Regions from separate parts of the Mus musculus genome. Here all the other regions are linked to region 1. Evidence: chromatin loops called from intact Hi-C (ENCODE). Cell type or tissue: heart. All regions are shown on one strand. Each heading gives the region's core, and the rest is flanking DNA. Links, peaks and the distances in the headings are about the cores only.

Evidence for each region. Hi-C counts contacts between places; a loop is a spot of excess contacts. Peaks named below come from ENCODE experiments on the same cell type or tissue, not always from the same donor. Only the 100,000 strongest peaks of a DNase experiment are listed, where the experiment ranks them.
Region 2: it touches region 1 in a loop (8-fold over the local background); 21 of 42 quality-filtered maps call a loop at or near these places.
Region 3: it touches region 1 in a loop (3-fold over the local background); 17 of 42 quality-filtered maps call a loop at or near these places.

What each region holds. Positions count from the first base shown.
Region 1 is chr16:38,727,517-38,733,324 of GRCm38, reverse strand. No RefSeq gene overlaps it. Among named protein-coding and RNA genes, the nearest start is that of B4galt4, 12 kb to the left of the region's middle. In heart, for the core only: CTCF peaks have their summits at 2,207 and 3,558; DNase peaks (open chromatin) are centred at 2,214 and 3,254; H3K27ac peaks cover 1,443 bases.
Region 2 is chr16:38,615,787-38,621,594 of GRCm38, reverse strand. Arhgap31 (Rho GTPase activating protein 31) reads left to right here. Exons shown (of 12, transcript NM_020260.2): 7 at 503-692; 8 at 3,328-3,452. It overlaps Gm36482 (a long non-coding RNA gene), which reads right to left. Exons shown (of 6, transcript XR_003951954.1): 1 at 5,633-5,808; 2 at 4,180-4,232. Among named protein-coding and RNA genes, the nearest start is that of Gm36482, 3.7 kb to the right of the region's middle. In heart, for the core only: a CTCF peak has its summit at 2,351 (motif pointing left); a DNase peak (open chromatin) is centred at 2,354; H3K27ac peaks cover 721 bases.
Region 3 is chr16:38,533,248-38,539,055 of GRCm38, reverse strand. It overlaps Poglut1 (protein O-glucosyltransferase 1), which reads left to right. Exons shown (of 11, transcript NM_172380.4): 6 at 1,090-1,149; 7 at 4,232-4,331. Among named protein-coding and RNA genes, the nearest start is that of Timmdc1, 13 kb to the right of the region's middle. In heart, for the core only: a CTCF peak has its summit at 2,157; a DNase peak (open chromatin) is centred at 2,055.

The DNA of each region.
Region 1 (5,808 bases), core at 451-5,450:
TGCCAAGTTCTTGGCCTTTTATTCAAAGAATTGAAATCAAAGCACACACAAGTTTGCAAAAGTAGCAAGGAAGCTATACTTAATGTGAAGTGATAGAAAAGGTCAGAAGACAGTGCAAGAGACCAGTGGCCACATGAGCCCAGGTACTGAAGAACTCCTGTTTATGTGTGGGGCTGGCTTCCTTTTATGGAGCTCAGTAAAACTTTAGTTATTAAGGGGTATAGTGAGAATTATTCTCTCCTCTTACTGATAGATTAGGTTATGTAATGAGTTTTCTGTGGTATGCTCCCCGTCCCATAAGTCGTCTGATTTTAATCATAGGCATGCCTGAGTATGCATAGGTGTATGTGTAGGTATATGTGTAGGTATATGCACAGATATATGCATAGGTATCGGATGGTAATTAGGAGATTCTCCCCTAAAAGTTCACTCGAGGACACAATTTTGCTTAATTGTGAATGAACCCAAAACCAGTTCAGACCAGATCTGTATCTCCATACTTTGTACCCAGATACATTGGAAATGTATTTGAATAAAAACTGCCTTTCGTGATCGAAGTGCAGAAAATAATGGGACCCTAAATCATGAATCCACTCCCAAGGCTCGGGGACCATCACTGAAGATGGAGGAGAAAGACTGTAAGAGTCAGAAGTTTGAGAGAACAAGCGCAGACCACTGTCCTCTGGACATGACAGGACCTCTGTCTGCACTCATGAACTTATGTGGTTATCCACCCAAAGCCCACACAGGACCAAACCAGTCAACATAGCAAGGAAGCAGAAGGGCTCATGAGCTCCCACCACTCATCAAGAAACTATCAACACCTGGTAGCATCTAGGGGAAGAAAGGTAGTTTTACTTAAGAGTCTGGAGCCATGCGCAGTTGACCATGTGACAGCCCCTAGAGCAGAGGTTCTCACCTACCTAATGCTGTGACCCTTTAATACAGTTCCTCGTGTTTTGCAGACCCCTAACCATTCTGTTGCTGCTTCATAGCTGTAATTTTGCTACTGTTATGGGTGTTAATGTAATTATCAGCACTTTCCAATGGCCTTAGGTGATCCTGTGAAAGGGTCCTTTGACCTCCAAGGGGTCGAGACCCACAGGTTGAGAAACATTGATCTAGGGCCCCCACATAGGGGATGAATATTATCAAAATATATTGTGTGAAAGTGCTAAAGAATTGATTTTAAAAATGTTTCTGAAAGTTGTCCTCTGGCTTCTGCATAGGTGCCATGCCCTTTTCCCCAACACATGCCATCACTGCCATCCACATACAAAGAAATGAAATGTAATTATAAGTTTTTAGAATGAAACAGGAACTATAGATCAACAGCAGAGTGTGTGTCTAGCATACTCAAGTCCCTGGATTCAATCTTTAGATGGGGCGGTGAAGGGAGAGAGAGAAAGAGGGAGGAAGGGTGGCGAGGGAGGAAGGGTGGCAAGGAAGAAAGGAGGGAGGGAGAGAGAGCACCACATATACATAGACACAGACACAGAAAGGAAGAAAGAAAATGAAAGGCCAGTTTTTGCTGTTGTCTTCAAAATCAAGCAAAAACAAACAAAATACCTCAAAGTGAAGATTATTACCTTATTATCCTTAATATAAGGATAAATAGATTGTTTTATACCAGTAAAAGATGAGTCAGCTCTTAAGGGTAAAAAATCTAAAATATTAATAAACCAATAACAGACCCTCAGTGCATACACAGTTTTTTAAAAATCCTGTGAGATATGTGCTAAGAAATGGGCCCATCCACAGTTACAGCCAGAGATGAAATATTCTAGTATCAATAACCCAGAACTCTAGATCTTGGATCCCCCACTCCCTCTAGAACTATAAACTGAAGCAAACCTCTTTTCTTTCTATGTAGGTGTCCTATGTAGCAGCAGAGCATTAACAAACCCCCCACTAATATTGACCAAACAGGAATTTAAAATTGCCAGACACGGTGGCACACACACCTTTAATCCCAGCACTTGAAAGCCAGGTGGCTCTCTCTGAGTTCAAAGCCAGCTTGGTTTACATAGCAAATTCCAGGCCAACCAGAGCGACATTGTGAGACCCTATCTCAAAATAAAAAAAAATAATAAAAATAAATAAAATAAAAACACACATGGCGAAGAGGAAATGGAAAGGCATTATCAGAGGCTGAAGTTCCTGTCATTCACAGCGGGGAGTTAACAGACAGTGAGGCAGTTCCACCAGGAAACTGACGTCAGCGATGCCTGCACAGGCATTACAACCGCAAGGCTAATCACCCAAGGAACTGAAAAGGACCTCTGAACAAGAAAAAATGTCCCCTTTACTACTTGATGGTATTTTGGTTGTGAGCCTAGCCTTTAACGGCTGAGCCATCTCTCCAGCCCTATTTGATGGTATTTTGTACTTTCCGAATTCTTTAGCCAAACATATGTATTGCTTTTAAAAATAAATGCCCCTTGTTTGGTTTTATCATTTTCCTGTTGCTTAATTTTAGATTTAAGACACATGGGGAAAGTTTAATATGTCTATTTTTAAAAGTTTTATGGTCTGTACATTTATCCTTTCCAGACAAAGCTCTGCCACTTCACAGTCTGACTCTACACGGCGTTTTCCAAAGAAACACTAAACCACATCCAAAAATAACAGAAAGGCAATTTAAATCTTCATCTCCGTACCACGGAAACATCAAAGGAGGATTCATTTCGTTAGACAGAACAAAATTGCTTAAAATCCCCTCTCCGACTGTCTCTCAATACCTCACGCCATATGGGAGATGATCAATCTTTCCCCTACTCCTTGTTGGGGAAAGCCAGTATGATGTGATAGTCCTTCCAAGGGAAAGTCTAACTTGAAATTTAAAAACCTACCCTAAATGCCTGAGATTTATCCTGCTGGTTTTGAGATCTCTAGCAAAACCCTTGTTTCCTGCTCTGGACATCCTAAAGTAGGTTTTATTCGTCTTTTCGTTCTCAGAACTAAGTGCCCCCGCCTCCGTAGTAGAGCTACACTGATAGCGGTGTCTCTCATACCAAATGCACACTGAAACTGTGAGTTTGGAATATTTGAATTTGGAACATTTGGAATACAGCTTTTATGGGAATGGGAGTGGGCGTGGGTGAAAAGGAAGGAAACGAATGTTTACTGAGTATCTACCGCGGGGCAGACTCAATGCCTGTGTGGTGTGACGTGTCTCTTGGTGTTCTGTTCTGGCTCAGTAATTCCCAAGTGGAGCATGAAAGGTACACACGGAGAAGTACAGAAAGTTCAAATGAGCCCCCGTGGAGCTCCGATGCTCTCCACTGTATGTGCGAACACACACACTATAAAACCTTCCTCTACCCTTAGCGCACATAAAAGGGAGACACGAGACGCTTTGCCAAGAAGGCTGCATCTGCAACCCTGCTTGGACTATAAACGTTAAAGATGAGAAAGGAAGATAAATAACTTCATGGAAACTCTGGGGTGGGTGTGCAGATGGCTCTGTGTAAACATGTGTATGCTACACGTGTATTTATAACAAATACAGATTCAAAGATGCCCACTAGATGGCAAACCCACATCTCAAATGTTAGTGTTGACTGAGATTTCCCCCTTCTGGAGGTCTGGGGAATTTTAAGAACTCAAGCCAAATTCCTGAAAGGCCGAAATATTGTATATAGTTTAAGACTACACAAATAAACTCTGGGATGGTGATCTTACAGATAATTTCTAGGAATACAGGGTAAAATTACATCACCTCTTAACTCTACAGCTACTCATGGACATGCAAACAGGCAGTATTAATATAGATGGATTCCCTCAGCAAACCATCTATGATTGTGGGACTAAAGCAAGTGACGAGAGGTAAAGATGAGATTCCAAGCAGCCTCTCTCCTGGGCTGAGATACTGAGCCAGGGTGTGCTTCCTGCCTCCTGTCTCACTGAGGCAAGTGGGGAGGAGCTATGAAGAAGCTACTATTGCCCCACACCTTCTTGCCTTCCTCCTCACCACCCAGGTTTAGCTGACCCCGCGCTACAGGACCTAGTCTGGACTCAACTCTGTAACACATTATCGAATCCTATCTAGTTCCTCCCTCCACACAAGCAAGATTTGCCAGCAGTCTCGCCCATATCCTGTACAGACTTGAGCAAACCCTGGTCTCATACGCCCCTGAGTATATCTTTAGAATTCTTGCCTTGCAACCAAGGGGAGTGTGTTAACCACGTGGAGGTTCACTGAGCTAGTTAAAGCATATCAAAACATAAAGGTTGCGAGTGTGTGTCTTTTAATTCGAGAATCCAGAGAACTCTGGTGGGTAGCGAGAAGCGTGACCACCACCACCACCACCGGGAGCTCAGTGCGGTTTAATAATTTACTGCTACGCACCAGACACTCTGACTTTGGGACTTTGGTACATCCAGCTTGCCATCAATCTCACAGTATGCTGCACATCCCACCAGTGGAGGGATGATGCTGTCTTCCAAACTCCACATGTCCACATCAATCCCAAGGTAGACATAGGGAATGCGCTCCACTGTGTTTGTCAGTGTTCTGTTGCTGTGACAAACATCGGAGAAAGTTATCTTAAAGAAAGGTGTGTCCCGTCCACCCAAATTATAGAGGCGTAAGTTCATGGTCTGCCGGCTTCGCTGAATGTATGCTGAGGTAAGACAGGGACGTCATGGTGGAAGGGTACGATTAAAGTCAAGCTGCTCACTTTATTCCAAGCAGATTGGGGAGTGGGCAAGCCTGGGGCAGGGATGACTTTCAAAGGCTTGCTTCTAGTAGTCATTTTCCAGATAGGCCTCACCACTAATCACGTGTTTAACAATGGATTCACCAAGTAATGGTGAACACCAATGAACAATGGATTGATGAAGTTACAAGCCTGCTGATCCAATCACCTCTCAGTAGTGTCACCAGCCAGTGACACTTCTTCTCTACATAAGAACCTTCACTATATAAGCCTTATATATGTATAAACCGTAATGGTCTGTGAATGTATTGACAGGCCAGTCCAATCAATGAATAAATACGAAATACAAATACATTTCACAGACTTCCAAAAATCTGTGTTCAGGCCCTGAGATAGAGGAAGAAGATAACTCACCAAATCTGTCACGGAGAAGTGGAAGCCTATGGTGACTCAGGGAGTCAGAAGGAGGCACTGGGCTGTTCCAGGGGCTCTGCAGAGCCTCCCTTTCTCTGGTTCCCAAACAAACACCTTGGTGTCCTTCAAAATGTGATAGTTCCCTTTGTTGCAGGTACCCGCAGTCACTGACGTCTTAAAAATACTAGATAGGAATGTGCAATATTATTGTTACAAAAATGTTCTATTCTAGAATGTATTTGGTGTTATCTTACCGTTCCTAATTTATAAACTGAATCTGCACCTGGGTATGCATATACAGAAAACGACATTGTATGAAAGGTTTGATACAGTGTGACAAGTCCTGCAGTTTTAAGTCTCCATTGAGATCTTGAAGCATCTTCCTGTGGATTAAAGGGGAGCACAGTATGTGAAACGGTCCTTGACTTCCCACAGCCCACTGTCTCCTACAACCACAGGGACCTCTGTCTATTTACAGAAGTCCTCCTTGACCACCCTGGAGCTGCTTGCTAAGACGAATGTTTGTGTACAGTTGTTTAGCTATCATCCCAGCTGCAGCTATAGATACTGCCTGGAGACTGCACCAGGAGAGAGCTTCCATAACAAAGCACGGCAAACTGAGTTTAAACAAAAACACTACGTTGTCCTACCACTGCAGATTCTAGAAATCTAAGGTTAAGGTGCCCTTATGAGGATTCGCTCTGTCTCACACTCTTCTCAAGTTTCTGGTGGC
Region 2 (5,808 bases), core at 456-5,455, 110 kb after region 1:
CACAGTATATTGATGATCTGTCCCTCCAGAGACAGAAGCCTAGGAAAAGTAGGTTCCACCCATCCATGGCCTTAGAGCCCGTGTTCCTCAGTTGTGGGGATGAGGGGCAGCCTTCTACTTCATCTTATCTGAGTTAAGCCAAATTCTTATCTGACCAAAGTCCTCAGCAGAGTTTTCAGGATTAAAGAACCATTGCTGTAACGCTAGATCACGGTAAGTGCTCAATAAATATTTGTGGAATGAATGAATGAGTATATCAACAGTCACTCCATGGAAAGTACAGAAAGCAATGACTTCCTGGTGCCCCTCCAGGTCCTCCACCCACTATGGGCAGGAAAACTGACAATTTCCTGTGTACAACCTCTGCCCCAGACTCCCCAAGCCAAAGCTGGCATGCCGCCCCTTGCCAAGGAGTTCAAGTGGAAGGGCTGTAGACGAGAGACCTGAGTAGGCCTAGAGCTTGAATATGCTCCCAAGCCAAACTCTTTCCTTTGCTTTACAGAAAGCCGTACTATCACAAAGAGCCTGACCTTGCCAGCCTTGTCCCTGCCCATGAAGTTGGTAAGCCTGGAGGAGGCTCAGGCCCGAAGCTTGGCGACAAACCACCCTGCTCGGAAGGAAAGACGAGAGAACAGCCTGCCCGAGATCGTCCCTCCTCCCTTCCACACCGTCCTTGAGTTACCAGACAACAAGTAATTACCATTCTTCAGAACTCTGAAGGGCTTGGGGAGGGAAGGGGGACAAAGGAGTGAGGTGTCCAGTCTCAGGGCCATGAGTGATGACAGTATGATAACCTGGGCGCAGCCCAAGTTGGGTAACAACGGAATTTTCCAGTCCCCACGATTCTCACCAGCCTCAGTAGGGATGGCTTCTTCCACTGCCGCAGACTTACTGTGAACTCTTATCTCCTCCCACAAACCCAGGTGAGTTATGGGTCTCTTCTTCCATGGCGGAGACAAAACAGGCCTGGAGTTTACAAATGCGGCTTGCCAATGAGTGTTTGACACCACCCCCACGCGACACTGCAAACGGCATGGAAATTAGCCTATGCCGGAACACAAGAGGACAAATGGGGGCCACTCTTGTCAGAGGGTCCTTGCTGGCAGCACTTGGGGATGGCATTTCTGACTTCCTTACTTCTTCTCAACCTACTAGACACACACACACACACACACACACACACACACACACTCCTTTCTGTGTCTGTCAGTATATACACATGTGTGTGTTCGTGTGGACATGCATGTGCAGGTTTGTAGGAGGCCATGGGGCAACTTGTTTGTTTATCAGGAGCTAACCACCTTTCAAAAAAACCAAAAAACAAGAAAATGGTCCATCATGGACCTGGGGCTTGTAGAATAGGCTAGGCTGGCTGATTCTATGTCTCCTAGGCACTGGGATAACACGCGTGTACCCTTCTCAGCTTCTTTACATGAGATATCAATCCAACGCAGGTCTTCATGCTAAGTGGCAAGCAGTTTATTGATTGAAGCATTGCCCCAATCTTTCTCCACTCGACAACAAGTCATCATTAGTATCCTCTCTATTTCTTCTTCCACTCCAACCTTAGTCTCTCTAGCCACCCACTTGTCCCACCATGAAAGAAGGCAGTGACTGAAGCAAGAGTCCTAACCCTTTAGAGGGTGTAGGTGAAGGCACCTTTTCACTGGATTGCGCCATGCTTTCTGTTTAGTAATTGACTCCCCAAGACAGCAAGCTGGTTAGCGAGGAAGATGTCTGCTCCCCTGGATAACTAGAGGAGTCCTGTGATAGTGGTGGCATGTCTCGACTTCCCTGGGGAAAGTTCCCTGGCTGTAGTTCTGAAGAAAAGGGGTCTTTGTGTTAACATGTTTGATTACTCAGTGAATCCCCAGACAAGCTAAAGGCAGGTACAACCTGGATTTTAGAGGGAAACTTCTAGAAATATCGGAGTCATTGATGACTCTGTTTTCTAGAGCGATCAGATTGTACCCTCTTAGAACTAAACACACTGCCCCTCTCTCTAAGCCATACAGAATAAGCCTCCTTCCCAGGGATGAACGGCACTTCAGAGAGACCATCTCCTGCATTGTCTCTGCTTTCAGCCACAGCGCTATACTAGCTTAATATATGCAACTCCTTATGATACACATCAAGGCTAAGTCCTTAGATTATCCAGCCAAATGGGATAGAAACCAACAAGTATGCAGACGTGTTTCCAACTGATTGTAAAGACTCCTAAAGCTGAGACCCAGACCTATGGAGAAAAGGCTCCTTGAGAGAATGACGGGTTACAAGGTTTCAAACCTCATCTTTGCGCCAGAGCCTGGCTGGGTGGATCGGAAGCTGGAGTTGCCTCTGTAGTGCCCCCTGGTGGTACTAGGTTCTCATGAGCCAGCCCAGTTGCTATGTCACCAAGCCTCATCTCCATCTCCATAGCCAAGCAGCCTGGTAAAAGGCTGGGCAAGAGGCATGCTGGACCTTATGCTTTTCTTTACAGTGACTGAGGCCAGCCGGCAAGTCACAGCTTCCCTCGGCAACACCCAGACACTTTTGCTCTTTTTGTCTGTTTTACTGTGTTGCTTATTACACGTCCTAGCCATATGGCCACGGGGCAGAAAGCACAGATCTGAGGTCTGTGGTCTTAAATGTTTAAAAGGGTCTATAGTGTGTTAAATGTTTAAAAGGTCTATGGTCTTAATCTTTTTTTGTTTGCTTGCTTGAGGCAGGTCCCTCTACATAGCACTGGTTGTTCTAAAACTCACTCTGTACACCAGGCTGGCCTCGAACTCAGAGATCCACCTGCCTCTGCTTCCCTAGTGCTGGAATTAAAGGCGTGCCCCACCACTTCTGGCTTGATTACACCTCTTTCTTTTAAAAATTTCAGCATGTGTGGAGAGGCAGGACTGCAGTGCTTCATAGACGTTCCACCAGATTTCAGAACTGTGTGTTTGCTTGTGGGCTCTGACCGTCCCACTGACCACTGTCCCACTGCTGGCCTCCCACCGCTGCCTCTGATAGATGACAAACTTTGGCTGTAGTTCTAAAGAAAAGGGTCTTTGCGTTGACGTGTTTGATCACCCAAGGCTTCCCTCAGACAGGCTAAAGTCAGGTACAACTTGAATTTTAGAGGGAAACTTCTAGAAATACCAGAGCCCTTCACGACTGAGACTATAGTTGTAACGCTCTCTCTCAATTTTGCAATCGCCCTCCAAACAGCAAGGCAGAGGTGATCATGAGTTCAAGCCAGCCTGGTCTACTTTTTTTTGAGACCCTGTCTCAAAACAAAACACTGCCTGGAAATGACACGTGCTCCACTAACGTGTGTGTACGGCTTGGTTCTTTCAGGAGAAAGCTTTCCAGCAAATCAAAGAAGTGGAAATCGATATTTAACCTGGGACGTTCTGGATCGGACTCGAAGTCCAAGCTGAGTAGAAACGGGAGTGTGTTCGTGAGAGGCCAGAGGCTGTCAGGTGAGAATTGGCACCATCCGTGCCATGCGCTTGTGCTGTGACCTTAGCCCAGTTGCACATTTGATCACAGCAAATTAACCAGGCCAGAAAGGAAACTTTCAGATTCACTTGAGTTTTGTTTTTTTAAGACGATGAGGAAGAAGAAGATGATGATAACGGTGATGATGATGACGTTTTACTTACAAACATCTATAGCATCCATAAAACCCCCTAATGCTAACATCTTTCACAACTGTTATCAAAATCAAAAATATAATTTTAATACTATTAACTGATTTGCATATCTTAAAATTCACACTTAGCCAGTTGTCCCACCAATGTCCTTTTCTGGTCTAAGCCCAAACCTGGAATTAATATTTCATTTGGTTGTCGTCTATCTTCAGTCTCCTCCAAGGGGGAACCGTTCTTTAGTTTCTCTGAACACGATACTTTGGAGATTTTGTAGAACTCTATGTGGGCATGTCTGAGGTTTGCTTGTGGTTAGATTGAAGTTTATGAAGTTTTTCAGTCTACAAAGGCTATGCTCTGTGTGCCTCTGGGCCATGTCCAAGGTACATGATGTCAATCCCTTATTGTCTGTGAGGTTGGTTAAGGTTATTTGGTTAGAGCACCGTGTGTCATGTAATTCAAGAGCCTCTGTCAGGTCTTTCCTGCACTGGTTATTTCCATCATTTTCCCAAATAGCTATTCTCTACTAGTTGGAATGCAGCTTAAGGAGAGCCTGTACCTTCACCTTGAGAGCAGAGATCTTAAGTGGGGTTCTTCTCCACGGGTTTACTCCTGAGCAAAGAAAAGAAATTGATTAAAAGAGGAATCAAGGAAATGGGACTCTAATATCAAATCTAACTGATGCATTCTGAATATTGTGTCAGGAGAGGAAGAACAAGAAAAACGTCTACAATGACTTATGCGAGGTGTGAACGCACAAATACAAGGATCAAACAAATCTCGTTTGGATTCTGTCTGTCTGTCCATCTGTCTGATGTCCGTCTGTCTGTCTGTCTGGTTTTTAAGAGCTACAAAGACACCTTTGAGGGCAGATAGGAAATTGTGGGTATGCATTGGCTACTATGTGACTCTGAGGAATTATTACATTTTATAGCATTTGTTTGTTCTTAGGAAGTGTATGCTACAGTTGAAGGATTTAAGATGAAGTGTCAAAGTATCAAAACTCGCTTTCAAATGATTTAAGGAACTATAGGTATAGAACAAACAGATCAAATATGCAGAAAGACGCCAACAACTGTTGAAACTAGGTGGTGGGTTTAGAAAAGTTCATAACATTTGTGAATGTTTGAAATATTCAGTTGGTGTTAGGAGGAAATGAGTCCCTATAGGGAAAATGAGAGGTAATAGCTCTAAATTCTTTATCCAGGCTAAGTAATAATTTCACAACAAGGAACAGAAATTAGAAATATGAGACACCTGAGTTGAGTTCGCCTGTTGCATAATGAAGGATGTATGGTGGACAGCAGCCACAGCAATTTTGACTATAAATAAAAATAAATCCAGTTCAGTGGCAGAGAAGGTGTTGGGTAACTTAACCAAGAGTGTCTTCATTGCCTCGTGCCCGCCTCAACTCTTCTGTCCCCTTTCTGTCAACGCCATCCTAAAATGGCTTCCTTGGCTGTGGCTATTAAAGGCAGCTTTTCTCTTTGAGCATTACTGTCCCCAAAGGCAGAAGAAATGTCATCAGTGTCCTGCCTTGCATCTTCCCTGGTCTCAGTAGCCATCACTGGATCGCAGGGCAAGGCTGACTGACCTGGGTTCTGAACCAGTCATTGGCACAGATGGAGATTAAACCTCAGAAGTGCAAGAGCCCTGGGAAGAGAGCAGAGGGGATGGGATTCTGGGTAGACCTCTGTGGACAGTTTTGCCGTAAGCACACCTTTCATAAAATGCAGAACTAGCCCAAGTGACGAGGGCAGAGTGTCAAAGGATGGCAGAAGTGTACAAACAAGAAATCAGAACTCTCCGTGAACAATGCGGAGGAAGAGAGAGTACCTGACAGGAAACTGCTAGTCTGTGCTGAGAGACTGCACACATCAAAGAGAGGATTTGTTACACAATGGAAGAGGCCAGGAATAAAAAAGACAAAACCCAGGAGAGAGAACAAAGTGAATGAACAAAGTTGCAATAAATGCCAGGCTATGCTATCGAATTAGGAAGGGTTCACTTACCCCCAGGTGATTTTTCAAAAGGCTCAAATCCAAGGTGCTGGACCGAACTGTGGCTGTGGTCGTGGGGTGTCTTCTGACAGAGCAGTGTGTCTCAGAGTCACCTAGAAAGTGGCTCACAGCCACCGCAGTTTCTCCAGTCTGTGGCAAGGGTTTTTAAAAGGCTCCCTACACAGTTC
Region 3 (5,808 bases), core at 239-5,238, 190 kb after region 1:
CTCAGGGTGTGAACGAGAAGCTTGGCGCTGTAGACCTGAACTCTACCTAGACCTCTAGAGCCCACAGCCCGGGCTCCCCATTTCTCCGACACAGCCCCGCCGCTCTCATCTACTCCAGTTGAGTCTTCCCCTTCACAGAGGAAGGCGCTGCAGAGATGGCTCTGCAGGGTGGGTGGGGCTCTGCAGGGTGGGTGGGGCTCTGCAAAGGCAGTTAAAGTGATGTGAGTTTCATCGAGGAAGTCTGGTCACGATCACACTTGCTAACTGCTGTGTTTTCCGGACTTTATTCTTTCGAGAGCACTTCATGAAGCTTTAAGAAGCCCAAGGTCCTTTGAGATGGCAGAGTATATACCTCTGGCGATCCTTGCTTTATTCCCCAAACATGAATTCTCTTTTCACCCAGTTCCTTTGCATTTCTTGTCACCCGCTAGTTTTATTAATAGCCTTCTACTTAGAGAGGGAACCCTGTTTGTGCCAACCAAGTAGTCCTGTGCGCGCTGCTTGGACCCTGTGCACTTTTGCTTGTGTGAGTTAATGTTACTGAGTTGGTGAGTTTGTAGCTGTTCCCACCAAGCTCCTTCAGGTTGCTGAAATGCTAGCGAAAGGGCTTGTGGTTTTGTTCATGGCTTGTTTTAGTAGCCTTGAATGGATTTATTTAAAGGTACAACATTCCAAACAAACCTTCAGAAATGGTTAAAACGGGCTTGTGAGATGGCTCAGCGGTTAAGAGCACTGACTGCTCTTCTGAAGGTCCTGAGTTCAAATCCCAGTAGCCACATGGTGGCTCACAACCATCCATAATGAGATCTGACACCCTCTTCTGGAGTGTCTGAAGACAGCTACAGTGTACTTACATATAATAAATAAATCTTTGGGTCAGAGCGAGCAGGGACTGAGTGAGCGGAGTTGACCAGAGCGAGCAGAGGTCCTAAAAATTCAATTCCCAAGAAGGCTCACAACCATCTGTACAGCTACAGTGTACTCACATATATAAATAGATAAATAAATCTTAAAAAAAAGAAAAAAATGGTTAAAACATACATAGTCTAGGGAAAAGCTCCAAAACTAATCAAAAATCTGTATTTTTAGGTCAGCAGCGCAATGGCCGTGGGAAAAGAAAAATTCTACAGCATATTTCCGAGGATCAAGGTGATTATATTCTTAGACCTGTAATAATGATGTTACCTTAAGGGTATAATGTATCTTGTTGCTCAAAGGAATTGCTAAGATAGTTAAAAAATGAATGTGGAATGGTGGCCAGGCATAGTGATGCACAATCGTAATCTTGCACTCAAGAGACAGAGGCAGGATGTCTTTAATATTGGGTTCTGAGCCAGCCTGGTCCACATAGTGGGTTCCAGGCCAGCCAGAGTTATACAGTGAGACCCTGTCTCAAAACAGCCACCATCACCACCACCAACAACAGAGACTTGGATTGGCAAGATCTTAGACTAAAGAATTCAATTGTGGTGGTGGTTAGTTTTTTTGTCAACTTGACCCAAACTCGAGTCACCTGGGAGGAGGTAACTTCAGTTGACAAAATACTGCAATCAGATTGGTGTATAGGCATGTCCTAACGGGCATTTTCTTGATTGATTGGTGATTGATGTGGGAGGGCCCAGTACCTCCCCTGTGTCCGTGGTCCTTGGAGATATAAGAAAAGCAGCTGATGGGATGGGAGAGATGGCTCAGGGGTTAAGAAAAGGCACTGACTGCCCTTCCAGAGGTCCCGAGTTCCTTTCCCAGCAACCACATGGTGGCTCACAGCCATCTTTAATGGGATCTGATGCTCTCTTCTGGTGTGTCTGAAGACAGCTTCAGTGTACTCATTCATATACATTAAATACATTAATGAATCTTTAAAGGAAGAAAAAAAGAAAAGCAGCTGAACTTGATCCTGGCCTTGGAAACAAGCCAGTAAGTGGCTTTCCTCAGAGGTTCCTGCTTTTGCCTGAGTTTCTTCCCTTATCCCCTGAAAGATCAGCTATGATGGGGATATGCAAGCGGATCAGACCCTTTCCAGCTTTTGGTCCTGGTGTTACCACCACAATAGAAAGCAAACTAGGAGGCTTGCTTGCCAAACCACTCACAATTCAAAGGCGGTCCCTCCCACCCAACAGCGGTACTGAATGGGTATTCATAGAGCGCCACCTGCCGAGCAGAGAGGGTATCCTTTTCCTGTTTCCAGTTCCCTAGAAGCAGCGTCATTGTGCTTCAGTCTCAGGTGGTTAACACAGCAGGAGTTACCTTCACCAGGTCTCTGGGCATTCTTGTCCTCAGACCTTGTGGCTGCCCAACAGTGCTCAGTGTCATAGACTGAGGCTAGGAGAAATGGAGCAGGAAGACAGGATAGAAAAATGGAGACTCTTGGCTGTGGTGTTCTGCCTCCTATCCCCGTGCTGAGGAGAGCACCTGCTGGGTAAACACAGGGTCAATGTCTGTGGAATGGGTAAAGAGGAAGGCCGTGAAGGGGGAAGAGTTTGTAGTTATTGTGGTGGTGTGCTGTCTATCAGAGTTATCTATCTTCCATCCACCTGGCTTGGACAGTGGACTTGAGAATACACTTGGGCCAACACCCATCCTTCAGACTAATTCTCTGATTCTCACCTTTGTTCCTATATAGCCGAGATTATCCTTGAACTTGAGACCTGCTTGCTTTCCAAGTAGCTAGGATTATAAGCATGTAGTCACTGTGCCTAGCTCTTGCCTTTTTTTGTTTGTATATTTTGAGATGAGGGTCTCACTTTGTAGCCCTGGCTGGCCTGGAGCTCACCATGTATATAGTGCAGGCTGCCCTTGAGCTCACAGAGATCTTCCTTTGCCTCCTGAACGCTGGGATTAAAGGTGTGTGCTACCGCGGCTAGCTTGGTTTTCAAATTTAAGTGTTATATTAGACTTTACAATGCATACACAGCAAAGGCCATGTAGCTGTTCTGGTAAATAGCAATTATGTAGCCACACTGATGTGAGTAGCAGTGATGGTAGGCATTAGATGAAGCTTCCAAAAAGGAAAACCATTCCCTGAAATAGAGATACAGTCACCAGAACATCATTGTCTTAGTTAGGGTCACTATTGCTGTGGCAAAAAAACCATGACCAAAAGCAATTCGGGGAGGAAAAAAGTTTATTGCACTCATGGTCCCATGTTCATCATCAAAAGCCATGAAGGCAGAAACTCACACAGGATAGGAGCCTGGGGGCAGAAGATGATGCAGAGGCCATGGAAGGGTGCTGCTTACTGGCTTGCTCCTCCTGGCTTGCTCACTCAGCTTTCTTATAGAACTCAGAACCACCACCCCAGCCAGGGATGGGACCACTCACAGAGGGCTGGGCCCTCCCCCATTGATCACTAGTTAAGAAAATGTCTTAAGCTGGATCTTATGGAGGCATTTTTCTCAATTGAGGCTCCCTTCACTCTGGTGACTCTTGCTTTTGACAGGCTGACATAAAACTAGCTAGTACAATCATACTCTTAAGATCAGATGCAGGCCAGATGTGGTAACTGACACTAAGAATACTAGTGATTGAGAGTTCACTAATCAATACTAGTGATTGAGAGTTCACTAATCAATACTAGTGATTGAGAGTTCACTAGTCAGGATCAGGAGTTCAAGGCCACATTTAATGATTTTTGAGGATACCGTGGTGTCTCAGTTAGGGTTTTACTGCTATGAAGAGACACCAGGACCAAGGCAACTCTCATAAGGACAGCATTTAAAATTGGGGCTGGCTTATAGATTCAGAGGTTCAGTACGTTTTCATCAAGTTGGGAGCATGACAGCATCCAGGCAGGCGTAGTGCTAGTGGAGCCGAGAGTTCTGCATCTTCATCTGAAAGCTGCTAGCAGAATACTGATTTCCAGGCAGCTAGGATGAGGATCTGAAAGCCCACACCCACAGTGACACACCTGCTCCAATAAGGCCACACTTCCTAATAGTGCTACTCCCTGGGCCAAGCATATCCAAACCCCCAGGGCTACTTGAGAGCCTGTTTTAAAACAAACCTGGATGTAAGTAAAGAAAGGCTTGACACTCCCTGTCTTTATGGGTAAAGTGGGATAGCCTGAGCAACCAAGATGCTGCACTACCCAGGGTCCTCTTCCTTTACCGACCCAGACCCGGTGGAACTATCCCATCTGTGCCAGTGGCATAGTTGGCACTAAATGCTGCATAGGCATTGGGGACATTATGGTATAGGCCACATAGATTTATGTTCTGTGTTTTCTCTGTAGGACAAGCCCAGAAAGAGATCCTCTCATTCTCCTATCTCGGAAAAATCCAAAGCTCGTCGATGCCGAGTACACCAAAAACCAGGCCTGGAAGTCTATGAAAGTAATCAGCAACCGTCTGACTCGAACCACAGCAGTGCTGACTCTAAGAACGTTGCCATCTGGGTAGAGTTTGAGATTAGGCTTCCTCTCAGTGGTGAGATGAGCGCAGAGCAGATTCCCTGCGATGGTGTTAGCGTATGTGTAAATCGCTGTCTCCCAGGGTTCACTCGCGCTGCTATGCTGGGTGTCAGCAACTCTCAAGAGTTGAGTGTAAGCTTTTCCTGTGAGTGGCCAGATAGTAAATGTGGGGCTACCCAGGTCATTACTGCATGGCCTGCTGTAGCAGAGGCAGCTCTCACATTGTGACTATTCCTAGTTAGTATTTATGGACACCAAAATCTGGATTTCATATGAAATTTGAATTTTATGTAATTTTTTTCTTTTTTTTGTTGTTGTTTGTTTTTATTTTTAAGATTTATTTATTTATTGTACACTGTAGCTGTGTTCAGACACTCCAGAAGAGGGTGCCAGATCTCATTACAGATGGTTGTGAGCCACCATGTGGTTGCTGGGCTTTGAACTCAGGACCTTCAGAAGAGCAGTCAGTGCTCTTAGCCACTGAGCCATCTCTCCAGCCCTTGTTTTTATCTTTGAGACGGGGTGTCATAATGTAGCCCTGGCTGTCCTGGAACTCAGTATGTAGAACAGGCTGGCCTTGAACTCACAGATCCATCTCCCTCTTCTGAGTTCTGGGATTAAAGTCTTGTGCCACTACTCCTGCATTTTATAGGATTTTCACATATCAAAAATATTTTTCTTTCCCTTGATTCTCCCCAGTCACTTGAAAATGAAAATATCTAATCCATTGGTTCTATAGCACTGTGTGGTGCCGTGGGCTGTCGTTTACCAATCCCTGGTGTACAGGAATGGTTCTCAGTTGCTGAAGAGCACACCCCAAGAGCTTAAACAATGAGCTCAGTGACTAACTCTGGGGCCCAGGTTCCAGGAATCTTCATTTCATTAAAATCAGAGAAATGTGGCCTTTAGCTCTGAGGTCCATCTGTCCTGACTGACTTCTTGCCATAAGAACGAACATAAAGTCCTAATTTCCTCGTTTGCAATTTCAACAATAAGAAGAAAGCTTTCAGCGTCATGGAGAAAACCTCACTGTGTATCTGTAGTGGATGCATTTTTTTACATAAGTTTCGTGTGTACATTTTTGTTGTGTTCCTATACTGGGATTTGAACCCTTGCCTCGGAATACTAGAAAAACACTCTAGCCTTGAGCTACACACCATTAGTCTATTATTTTTTAGTTTAAATTTTTTTATTTTATGTGTATGAGTGTTTTGCCTGCAAGCCTGGGTGTGCACACTTGTATGTGCCTGGTGACTGCTGGAGTTACGGCCATTTGTAAGCCGCCACGAGGATGCTTGGGATTGAGCCCAGCTCCTCCGCAAGAGCAGCGAGTTCTCTTTTAACTACTGAGCCAACTCTCCAGCTGCATCCTTAGCCTACGTTATACAGTTTTAATCAAA